2 separate regions of the Homo sapiens genome follow, and region 2 is linked to region 1. A link is a contact called in ENCODE Hi-C or POLR2A ChIA-PET data. All regions are on one chromosome and are shown on one strand. The core of a region is the stretch at or near the end of the contact, and the rest is flanking DNA. Distances in the headings are between cores, read along the strand shown.

The links. A loop is a pair of places that touch in the nucleus more often than their neighbours do. ChIA-PET counts read pairs that join two places held with the same protein, here RNA polymerase II (POLR2A).
Region 2: a loop to region 1 is called in a map of ovary, with 8 times the contacts of the local background. The contact joins the enhancer-like site here to the promoter of FBXO27 in region 1. A Hi-C loop is called at or near these places in 1 of 168 maps with a recorded cell type or tissue (ovary). POLR2A ChIA-PET finds 5 or more read pairs at or near these places in 1 of 52 experiments (naive thymus-derived CD4-positive, alpha-beta T cell).

Annotation. Positions count from the first base shown.
Region 1 is chr19:39,031,241-39,037,720 of GRCh38, forward strand. It overlaps FBXO27 (F-box protein 27), which reads right to left and starts at 1,309. Exons shown (of 6, transcript NM_178820.5): 1 at 1,263-1,309; 2 at 624-1,013; 3 at 1-80. The coding sequence starts at 987. RefSeq lists silencers at 106-288, 138-377, 528-607, 808-957, 1,018-1,087 and an enhancer at 404-1,196.
Region 2 is chr19:40,893,348-40,899,401 of GRCh38, forward strand. It overlaps the pseudogene CYP2G1P. Among named protein-coding and RNA genes, the nearest start is that of CYP2A7, 14 kb to the left of the region's middle. RefSeq lists an enhancer at 3,917-4,211. Within about 2 kb of position 4,009, at least 3 of the 41 ENCODE cell types and tissues checked have a DNase peak (open chromatin) inside an H3K27ac peak, as active enhancers do.

The DNA of each region.
Region 1 (6,480 bases), core at 59-2,558:
GGCCCCAGGCACGGTTGTCCTGTTTTCCTCCACCACCCAGCCGTCCCCACCGTGTTGCACCATCCACTTTCGGAGGCCTTCTGTGAAATAAAAAAGGCTTGTGCCCAAGTTCCAGTCGCCCGCCTGTTGGTTCCTAGTGAGACCCCGCCCCTAGCCCCTCCCACGTGCTCACAGTGCAGCTCACTCACCTGACCCTTCCCACCGAGGCCCCGCCCCCTTCCCCTCCCACCAGCTCAGGGCAAAGCCCCGCTCCTCTGGCCCTTCTCACTGATTTGCAGCAAAGCCCTGCCCCTCCAACCCCTCTCTCGGGCTCCCAGAACTGCCCCACTCCCACCCCTCCCACAGGCAAACGGTGAAGCCCTGCCCAGTCAGCCCTGCACCCTGCGTGCCAATGCTGCCTCGTCCCTCCGACACCTCCCACCGGCTCCCAATGCTGCCCCGCCCCTCCGGCACCTCACACCGGCTCCCAATGCTGCCCCGCCTCTCCGACTCCTCCCACCGGTCCCACTGCGGCCCTGCCCCTGCGGCCCCTAGTACCGGTCCCAGTGCGGCCCCGCCCCTCCGGCCCCGCTACCGCTCCCACTGTGGCCCAGCATCCTGGACTTCCTCTTCCGAGATCCCACCTTGGCCGCAGGGGTTGCGAATAAGGTTGCGTCCGATGGGTCTGCGCGCGCAGAAGCGGCCCAGGGGGCAAGGCCTGGCGTTACGGGCGGGAGACTGGCAGCTGCGGGCGAGGTGCAGCAGCGCGCGGCCGGTGGCGCCGTGGTCGCGGGCCAGGATCAGCAGCCACAGGGCCTGGCCGTCCACCAGGGCTCGCCAGCCCCGGCACACTTGGCGGCAGCGCCCGAGCAGCGTGCGCGGGGGGACGTGGCTCAGCACCACCAGAAGCAGCTCTGGGGGTAGTTGGCTCAGGTCCAGCGCCTCTTCGGGTTCCGGCTCCGGCGCGGGGACCCGGGCGGCCCGGCCCCTGGAGACCGAGGCGCCCATGGTCCCCCCGCCAGGCCCGGCTGTGGCTGCGGGAGAGGAAGGGTCAAGGCGTCAGGGACCAGCAGCCTCCGCGGCGCGCAGCCTCTGCCTGCCCTGATTCTGCCAGCCGCACCCCCGTCTTCACCATCCCTGGGCCCCGTCCCCAAGTCCCCATCCCCCAGCCCGTCCTTGATAGCCCCGATATCCCGGAGACCCCGCGGTCTGTGTGTATGCCCCGAATTGCATGCAATCAGCCCCCCTCGGCGGCCGCACCGACACCGCACCCCAAGTCCTACCCCGGGGCCTGGCGGCGCTCCTCGCCGGGATGCCCTAGCTGTGCCGCAAGCTCCCCACGCCCCTCTGCGTCCTTTTTACTCGCCGGCCCCTCCCCTCTTACTAGCCAGCTTCACCCACCCCTGCATCCTCTTTCTTACTCGCCAGCCCCTCCCGCCTGCTCCCTCCCGCTCTCCAAACCCAACCTGCTTCCCGCGACGGGGCCAGGTGCAGCCAGGAGCCAAGGCCTGCTGCTCACAGCCGTCCCCTCCAGCCGGCCCCTTGAAGTGTCCCTAATTCGTTAGTAGCAATGAGACGTCTGGCTCTGAGCAACCATTGTTATTTTGGTCAGGCTTCTGAGTGGGAGGCCTCGTATCCGTTAACGTGTTAAAAAATTTCCATCACCTTTAAGGTCGGGCGTGGTTATCTTCATTTCACAGGAGAAAACAGGCTCCGGCTGCTAAAAATTAATGCAACCAATAGTAACACCAGCCAACTTTTATGGACGGTTTTACTGCCAGCCAGGGTGGCAACCCCATGAAGTAGGTGCTGTTATGCCCTTTACTTCACAGGTGAAAAAACTGAGACCAGCAGAGGCCAAGTGGCTTGTCTATGATCACCAGCTAGTAGGGATTTGAATCCAGCCAGCCTAGCTCCGGAATTCCTCATTTTAACCTCTAGATCAGCTCTGTCCAATAAAAATACAATTGTGGCTGGGTGCGGTGACTCATGCCCGTAATCCCAGCACTTTGGGAGGCCAAGGCAGGCGGATCGCTTGAGGTCAGAAGTTCGAGACCAGCCTGGCCAACATGGTGAAACCCCGTCTCTACTAAAAATACAAAAATTAGCTGGGCGTGGTAGCACGCGCCTGTAATCCCAGCTAATTTGGAGGCTTAGGCAGGAGAATTGCTTGAATCCGGGAGGGGGAGGTTGCAGTGAGCAGAGATTGCACCACTGCACTCCAGCCTGTGCAAAAGAGTGAGTGAGACTCCGTCTCAAAAAACAAACAGAAAAAAAAAATTGTGAAAGTTGATCATGTGAATTGGATCCTTCTTGTCATATCCAACTAAAACAAAGTTGAGAGGCCGGGGGGAAAACACTTAGGGCAGATACCATTGCTCCAAGAAAGTGATTCTCTGCAAGCCTGGCTGTTAAAACTGCCTGTTGTAACCTGGAAGCAGTCTAACTGGTACTGAAAAAACCTGCCGTGACTCTAAGACTAGTTTTTCCCTCTGCTGTCACTTACCAGTCAGAACTTGCCAGCTCCCCAGAACGTTGCTAGTGTCAATGAACTTTCTTGCAAAACAATACCTAACATTTCTGTTTCTTATAAAAACCTCTAACCTCTTTGTTCTTTGAAAGTTCTGAAGACCGCCTGGTCTGTGTGGATGCCTCGAATGTCAATTCTTGCTTCCCAAATAAAACATTTTATTATTTTTTTGAGACAGAGTCTCGCTCTGTCGCCCAGGCTGGAGGGCAGTGATGCAATCTCGTCTCACTGCAACCTCCGCCTCATGGGTTCAAGCGATTCTCCTGCCTCAGCCTCCCGAGTAGCTGGGATTACAGGCGCATGCCACCATGCCCAGCTAATTTTTGTATTTTTAGTAGAGACGGGGTTTCACCATGTTGGCCAGGATGGTCTCAAACTCCCGACCTCAGGTGATCTGCCCGCCTCAGCCTCCCAAAGTGCTGGGATCGCAGGCATGAGCCACCGCAACAAAACATTTTAAATCGAGAGATTTGTCTCTATATCTCTATATTTTATTTGGCTTCGACATAACGTGAGCTGTATACATAGTTTAAGACATCAACAAACAAAACCAGACATGGATTCTTCCCCACAAAGAACTTACCTTCTAGAGGGAGAGACATGATAAACAGTTGGCATAATGAGCAAATTACGTAGTATCAGGGAAATAATTAAATATAAAACCTCCAGGCCGGGCATGATGGCTCACGCCTGTAATCCCAGAACTTTGGGAGGCTGAGGCAGGCGGATCACTTGAGGTCAGGAGTGTGAGACCAGCCTGGCCAAAATGGCGAAACTCCGTCTCTACTGAAAATACAAAAATTAGCCGGGCATGGTGGCGCATGCCTGTGATCCCAGCTACTCGGGAAGCTGAGGCATGAGAATCACTTCAACAAGGGAGGCAGAGGTTGCAGTGAGCTGAGACCTCACCACTGCACTCCAGCCTAGGCGACAGAGTGAGAAGCTGTCTTAAATAAATAAAATAAATAAAACCTCCTTTTGACCCTCTTAGAATCCTCTCCACAAATGCAGAAAAGAATTAAATGGGTCCTGGCATGGGGGCTCACACCTGTAATCCCAGCACTTTGGGAGGCCGAGGCAGGAGGATCTCTTGAGCCCAGGAGTTTGAGACCAGCGCTGGCAACACAGTGAAACCCCGTCTCTACAAAAAATTTAAAAAGTAGCTGCAAATAGTGGTGTGCACCTGTAGTCTCAGCTACTTGGGAGGCTGAGGTGGGAGGATGGCTTGAGCCTGGGAGGTTGAGGCTGCAGTGAGCTGTGATCATGCCACTGCACTTCAGCCTGGGCTACACATCGAGACCCTGTCTCAAAAAAAAAAAAAAAAAAAAAAGAAAAAGAAAAAGAAAACAAGTAAAAAAAAGAATGAAACGGTTGTATTAGTGTATACACTTCAAACTAGCCTGTAATGTGCTTCTGTCATGATGAACAGTAAACATAATAAGTGTGTGTGTGTTAAAAAGTGATTAGTGCTGTGAAAAATTAGAGCAGAGAAGGGAAATGGGGCATAACGAGGCTGGGTTGGGTGGATAGGAGAGGGAGACCCTGAATTAGGAGAGATGGATGAACTATTATGCTGGTCTAATTTCTTCTCAATATGTATATTTTCATTTTTAAAATTTTGTTTCAACTGGACACGGTGGCTCACACCTGTATCCCAACACTTTGGGAGGCCGAGGCAGGTGGATCACCTGAGGTCAAGTGTTTGAGACCAGCTTCACCAACATGGTAAAACTCCGTCCCTACTAAAAATACAAAAACCTAGGTGCAGTGGCTTATGCCTGTAATCCCAGCACTGTGGGAGGCCGAGGTGGCAGATCACGAGGCCAGGAGTTCGAGACCAGCCTGGCCAATATGGTGAAACCCCAACTCTACTAAAAATACCAAAAAAAAAAAAAAAAAAAATTAGGTGGGCATGGTGGTGCGCACTTGTAGTCCCAGCTACTCAGGAGGCTAAGGCAGAAGAATCACTTGAACCCAGGAGGCACAGGTTGCAGTGAGCTGAGATCCCACCATTGCACTCCAGCCTGGGCGACAAGAGTGAAAATTTGTCTAAAAAAAACTGTTTATATATATATATTTGAGACCAGGTCTCACTCTGTCGTAGCTCACTTTAGCCTCAAACTCCTGGAGTCAAGCCATCCTCCTGCCTTAGCCTCTGGGGTAGCTGGGACTAAAGGAGAGACAAGGTCTTGCTGTTGCCCAGGGTGGTCTCAAACTCCTGAGCTCAAGTGGTCCTCTCGCCTCCACCTCCCCAAGTGCTGGGATTATAGGCATGAGCAACTGTGCCCACTAAAACTAATATATTAGTTTTAATGTAATATATAAGCAGTGGGAATCTTGTTGATAATGAGATATGATGACTCAAGTATTTGACTTTTTTAAAAACTTTTTTCACTTTGTCATCCAGGCTGGAATGCAATGGCTTGATCTCAAACTCCTGACCTCAGGTGATCCTCCCGCCTTGGCCTCCCAAAGTGCTGGGATTACAGGCATGAACCACTGCACCTGGCCTGATTTTTTTTTTAACAGTTAAAAGGTTTAAAAAGTTTGAGTAGGTTGGCCAGGGACTGTGGCTGATGCCTGTAATCCCAGCACTTTTGGAGGCCGAGGCAGGCAGATCACTTGAGGTCAGGAGTTCGAGACCAGCCTGGCCAACGTGGTGAAACCCCATCTCTACTTAAAATAAAAAAATTAGCTGGGTGTGGTGGCACACACCTATAGTCCCAGCTACTCAGGAGGCTGAGGCAGGAGAATCGCTCAAACCTGGGAAGCGGAGGTTGGAGTAAGTTGAGATTGAGCCACTGCACTGTAACCTGGGTGACAGAGCAAGACTCCATCTCAAAAAAAAAAAAAAAAAAAAAAAAATTCCAAGTAGGTCAAAAGGGCAGATACTGAAAAGTCAGTGTCCTTTTCCAGTCCCTGGTTCTCCTCCCAAGGGCAAGACTCTTGGTGTCCACCCCAAAGACACCACACCCAGACAGGATTCACCCATCTCTCTGAGGGCTGCTACCTGAGAGACTTTATCTGCAAATAAGATGACCTTTGTTCTTAGTGCAGTTCTGCCCTTCACCCTACCTTAGCTTGTCACCACCATGGTCCAGAAGCCTCCTAGCCCCTATCTATTTCTGTATCTCAAAATGCTATTTAAGCTTCAACCATCTGGACCTTCTTTGAATCTCATACTTTGTGGGGTTTCTCTGTGTGTGCACATAATGGATTTGTGTGCCTTTTCTCTAGTTCATTTGTCTACTGTCAAGTTTATTTCAGAGACTCAAATTATCAAGCCTTCAGAGACGGTGGATGGAAAGTTTCACTTGTCCCTTCACTTGTTAAAAATTTTATAAAGTTCTTTTGAGATGAAGTCTCACTCTGTCACCCAGTTTGGAGTGCAGTGGTGTGATCCTGGCTCACTGCAGACTTGACCTCCCAGGCTCAAGCCATCCTCCCACCTCAGCCTCTCAAAGTGCTGGGATTGCAGGCATGAGTCAGGTCACTGCAGCTGTGACCTCCCAGCCTCAAGTGATCCTCCCATCTCAGCCTCTCGAATACATGGGATTATAGGCACAGCTATAGTCCCACCATGTCTGGGTAATTTTAAAATTTTTTTTGCAGAGATGGGGTCTTGCTACAATGTCCATCCAGTCTCATCTCAAACTCTTGGCCTCAAGTGATCCTCCTGCCTTGGTCTCCCAAAGTGCTGGGATTACAGGTGTGAGCCATCACACTGGCCTTGTCCCTATACTTTATAGCCAGAAAAGGGCTGAGGAAAGCAGAAACAGAGAACAAAAAAACGGATTGGCACTTTCAAAATTACCTTCCTTGTAATGGATAAAGCAGAGTTGTTCTTCAGTTCAGCAAACCAGGAAATCTCTTAATTCAGGAGGGCCAGCTGTGGGTTTTATGGAGCTGTTGCTTCAGAGACTCCACACAGAGGGGGAAATGTTCTAGAGATATACCAAACCCCCTGGGGA
Region 2 (6,054 bases), core at 2,759-5,258, 1.9 Mb after region 1:
CTGTCCATTGATCTATATTCATCAGAAAATCCATTCATTATTCTTTCTATAAAAATATCTTTCACTCTATTATCTATACTTCTGTCAATTAACTTTCTATTTATTCATCTAGTCATCATTCCTTCCATTCATTAATGCTTTCATCATTCATACATCTATCAATCTCTCTATCCACTCTCCAACTGTTATTCACTCAGTTATTTTTTTATTTATCCAGTTCCACCTCTGCTTCCTGTAAGAAACACTCTTTGATCTCCCCCTATCATTCCTGCACTGATTCCCTTTTCCTCCACCTGAGTCTGGACTTTTTTTTTTTCTTTCCCGAGGATCCTGCAGAGAGGGAACCTTACTCTCTTGATTGAGTCTTGAAGGTTGAGGATGGCTTCCTGGACAGCAGAGTCTAGAGCTTTCATAATCTTTCCCCATCACTGCCTAAGCACAGAGTTGAACACAGCAAGGGGAGGGAGGCAGAAGCCTGAGACTGAGATCTTGGCAGGTGTAGCTCTGGCCAATGGAGAACGATGGAGGATTCTCCGACGCTTCTCCCTGACCATCCTTCGGGACTTCGGGATGGGAAAGCAGAGCATTAAGGAGCGAATTCAGGAGGAGGCCAGCTACCTACTGGAGGAGTTCCAGAAGACCAAGGTATGAGGGCCACAAGGGGGAGGGCCACTAGGTGACTGGGTGGTTATGGAGCTCTCAGTCACGAGAAGATGGGCCTTGGCGGGAGAAAGCTCTGGAATGGAAGAAGAGGGAAAATATTAAGAATCCACTGAGATTTCTGGCAGCTTCCATATTAAGAGTTTACATGATCATGCCTGTAATCTCAGCACTTTGGGAGGCCAAGGCGGGCGGATCATGAGGTCAGGAGATCAAGACCATCCTGGCTAACATGGTGAAACCCTGTCTCTACTAAAAATACAAAAAAATTAGCTGGGTGTGGTGGCGGGCACCTGTAGTCCCAGCTACTCGGGAGGCTGAGGCAGGAGAATGGTGTGAACCTGGGAGGTGAAGCTTGCAGTGAGCGGAGATTGCACCACTGCACTCCAGCCTGGGCGACAGAGCGAGACTCCGTCTCAAAAAAAAAAAAAAAAGAGTTTACATGAGCTGGGCATGGTGGCACATGCCTGTAGTGTCAGCCGCCTGTGGGGCTGAGGCTGGAAGTTGCTTGAGCCCAGGAGTTCAAGGCTGCAGTGAGCTATGATCATGCCACTGCACTTCAGTATGGGAGACACAGTGAGACTCTATCTCTTAAAACAACAACAACAAAACAATTAACATGGAAGACCCTTAGAGACCACTTATCTAGAAACTTTCATCAGTGGATCTCAGGGTGGGTCTGTGAGCTCTCGATATCCTACACAGATTTTGGTGACATATGACTTTGTGACTCTTCTTGAAGAGAGTCTCAAATTTCATTCCATTTGTATATCTGTATTGTGGTAAAAAAAATACATAACATAAAATTTACCATATTCACCATTTTAAGTGTCCAGTTCAGTAGTGTTAAGTATATTCATGTTGTGAAAAAAATCTTTTGAACTTTTTTATCTTGCAAATGTGAAACTCTATACTCATTTCATTGTGTTTTTAAAGGAGTTCAGTTCCACCAAAAAATAAGGTCTAGAAACACTGGGGTCTATAGAGAAAAGACAGGCTGAAAACAAACAAACAAACAAACAAACAAACAAACAGAGAAAATTAGATAAGAGGTAGAAATAGAGACACATTTTCTCTACACCTGAGGCTCCTTGCCTGGTCTCTATGGGTGATTAACAGGTCTATATAAAAGCTTCAAATGCCCATGTACCCCAGAAATTATTCATAAAATTGTGTATTTGTGAATATGTGCATTATTCTAGAGAAATTGTTCCCAGATCTACTGATCTTGTTTTACGGAAGGTGTAGGTGAGGGCAAGGGAAGGATTTTGTTTTGTTTTGTTTTGAGACAGAGTCTTGCTCTTGTCACCCAGGCTGGAGTGCAATGGCATGATCTCAGCTCACTGCAACCTCCACCTCCCAGTTTCAAGCGATTCTCCTGCCTCAGCCTCCTGAGTAGCTGGTATTACAGGCACCTGCCACCATGCCCGGCTAATTGTTGTATTTTTAGTAGAGACGGGGTTTCGCCATGTTGGCCAGGCTGGTCTCCAACTCCTGACCTCATGATCTGCCTGCCTCAGCCTCCCAAAGTGCTGGGATTACAGGCGTGAGCCACCGCGCCCAGCCCGGAAGGATTTTTTAAATTGCCTAAATGGAATTATCGGTAGAACTAGACAGAATTCAGGAACTTTTATAATGTGTCCCTTATCCCACTTTTCTCCAAATATGAGTCTCTAACATCAACACATTTAAGTAATAATAATAAAAAATAATGATTAAGCTCAACTAGCTTTTCTTGAGTGCTTACTGTATGCCAGGCATTGTGCTAATTATTTTATATGGATAATGATACTGAATCCTCATGACTCTTCACCCTTTAGAACTTCAGGACGTGGAAACACAAAATCCCCGACTTTGGGAGGTCATTTAACTTAATCTTCTACTTGGTGTCTGCGGCCTGTGGCTGCTGTAACAAATTACCAGGAACTTAGTCATCTAAAACAACACAAATGTATTATCCTTCTGTTCTGAATTTCAGAAGTTCAAATAGGCTTTCACTAGCTGACACCAACGGACCATCTGATTCTCTGCCTTTTCGGGGTGTTAAAGCTGTACTCCTTGTAATCCTGGGTTCACGACTCTGTCCTCCATCTTCAAAGCCAGCAGCGTAGCTTCTTCAAGCCTCTGTTTGCTTCTGGCATCACATCTTTTATTCTTTTTCATTATTTTGGAGAGTCTTCCTCTCTTGCCCACGCTGTGGTGCAGTGGCGTGATGTCAGCTCATGCAACCTCTGCCTTCTGGGTTCAAGTGATTCTCCTGCCTCAGCCTCCTGAGTAGCTGGGATTACAGGCATGTGCCACCACACCCAGCTGATTTTGTATTTTTAGTAGAGACAGGGTTTCACCATGTTGGCTAGGCTGGTCTCAAACTCCTGACCTCAGGTAATCCACCCTCCTTGGCCTCCCAAAATGCTGGAATTACAGGTATGAGCCACTGCGCCTAGCCTCACATCTTTTTTTTCAAACTCCGATTCTCCCGCCTCTCTTTTATACAGACACACAATATTATATTGAAGGCCAATCTTGACAACCCAGGCTAATCTCTTCATCCCAAGATTCTTAATTTACTGGCATTTTCAAAGTCTCTCTTGTGTTTTTGTTACCCTTGTATACATAGCCTTCCAGGCATTAGGTTTTAGAGACTTGGAGGTGGTTATCTTTGATGGACATTATCGAGCCAACTGCCCTGCCAAAGTTAAATAGAATCCGTCTCCAATCACTTCTGATCTGGTCCATTTGGGTAACTTTAGTAATGAGGAACTCACTACTTGCTTAAGGAAAATTCCCAGTTTTGGCCCCTCTCCTTAATAATGCAATTCAAAACAAGCCAAAGGATTTCTCCTGGTGCAGATGAGAGATGCTAACACACTTCCACTCAAATGTTTCTAGTGTCACCTCCATTGTCTGAGTTGTCTTTCACTGGTCTAAATAATCAGGCCGGGTGCAGTGGCTCACGCCTGTAATCCCAACACTTTGGGAGGCAGAGATGGGCAAATCGCTTGAGGCCAGGACTTCGAGACCAGCCTGGCCAATATGGTGAAACCCTTTCTCTACTAAAAATGCAAAAATTAGCCAGGTATGGTAGCGCAAACCTGTAATCCCAGCTACTTGGGGGACTGAGGCATGAGAATCGTTTGATCCCAGGAGGCAAAGGTTGCAGTGAGCCAAGATTGCACTACTGCACTCCAGCCTGGGGTACAGAGAAAGACTCCGTCTCAAAAAAAAAAAAAAAAAAAAGAAAAGAAAATCAAATATTTATTGGATGCTTCTATGTGCCAAGCACTGTCCTAGTTCCTTGCCTTGCATACCAGACTTTATGTAATGTTTACAACTCTATGACCTTGTCCAAACAGCACACTCATTTTGAAGATGATGAAACAAGTTCAGAAGGTGAAGTCACTCATCCCTAAAGTGCAGAGGAGTAACTCCAGCAGTGGTGATCTTAATCAGTCACATAACCGCTTGTCATTTGTGTCAATCCTGTCCTAGTCACCTAGCATGCCTCTTTCCCATTCTTTAAAAAACCCATGTATGAGAGCCAAGCTGGGACCATGGCTTTTTGGTTCTTTTAAGTAAAGACCAAATGTCCTGGCAGCGTTCAAGACTCCAAGCTGCCTGTCTCCCGATGTCTGATGAGTAATTGAGCATCACCAGTGTGTCAGTTGTTAAGTTAAAGAAGCGACCAAACAGGCCTGGTGTGGTGGCTCACGCCTATAATCCCAGCACTTTGGGAGGTTGAGGTGGGTGGATCACGAGGTCAGGAGTTTGAGACCAGCTTGACCAACATGGTGAAACCCTGTCTCTATTAAAAATACAAAAATTAACTGGGCCGGTGGCAGGTGCCTGTAATCCCAGTTACTCTGGAGGCTGAGGAGAGAGAATCACTTGAACCCAGGAGGCGGAGGTTGCAGTCAGCCGAGATTGTGCCATTGCACTCCAGCCTGGGTGACAGGCTGTCAAAAAAAAAAAAAAAAAGAAGGGAGCAAACATGCATGGCTTGCATCTGAGATCTCTTTCTGCTGGAGCTTGGAATGCATGATTTGCCCTGGCTTCCCTAACAAAAACACCTGTTTTATTTTGTTTTGTTTTGTTTTGTGCCCTTGTCCGCTATATTTTCTGGCCCCTTCCAGCTAAGATTCACGAAGAGATTAACCAGGTGATTGGACCACACCGGCTCCCAAGGGTGGATGACCGGGTCAAGATGCCCTACACAGATGTCGTTATCCATGAAATACAGAGACTGGTAGACATCGTGCCCATGGGTGTCCCCCACAACATCATCCAGGACACTCAGTTTCGAGGTTACCTTCTGCCCAAGGTGGGGTTGCACCCTCATTGCCTCCCTTCCACTGCACTCCTCTCTCTCCCTGGTTCCCTACCTCTGTAGCCCAACACTGATTTCTCCTAACTGCCCTCATTTTCACCCCAGGGCACAGACGTATTTCCCCTGCTTGGCTCTGTCCTCAAAGACCCCAAATACTTCCGCTACCCAGATGCCTTCTATCCCCAGCACTTTCTGGATGAGCAGGGCCGCTTCAAGAAGAATGAAGCCTTTGTGCCTTTTTCCTCTGGTAGGTTTCTCTGGTCTGACTTCCTCCAGGCATGTGCTAAATCCACCCCCAAGCCACTGGTCTGTATTTGAAGTTCAAGTCACAGTGTGAATTTGAAGGTTATATCATAGAACCATAAAGTTTTAGAATCCCAGAATTAGTAAATATTAGGATGTTTGACTCTGATAATTAGAAAAAAAAAGTTGGGATGGTAATAGCACTAAACAGGGCATAAACCAACTGGCTGGCTGTTAAGAACAAAATAAGACATATTTTCTATTTTTCCAGCCAGATAGTCTCTGAACCTTTGCCATTGATCAATGAAAGCAGCCATAGACAATATGTAAATGAATGAGCATGTGTGTGAGCCTGAAAAACTGTTTACGGACACTGAAATTTGAATTTTGTTTTATCTTCATATATCACAAAAGAGTCTTTTTTCCCCAACCATTTTAAAATGCCAAAAGCATCCTAGTTTGCAGGCTGTATGAACACAAGCAGCAGGGCAAATTTGCCCAACAGACACTCATTTGCCTACTCATGTCATAAAATCTTTATGCAGCAACATTTTAAGTGTATGTTGGCATGGCACAGTGGCTCATGCCTGTAATCCCAGCACTTTGGGAGGCCGAGGCAGGTGGATCACTTGAGGCCAGGTGTTCGAGACCAGCCTGGCCAACATGGTGAAACCCTGTCTCTACTAAAAATACAAAAATTAGCCAGGCGTGGTGACAGGCGCCTGTAATCCCAGCTACCCAGGAGGCTGAGGCACAAAAATCACTTGAACCCGGGAGGTGTAGGTTGCAGTGAGCCGAGATCATGCCACTGGACTCCAGCCTGGGTG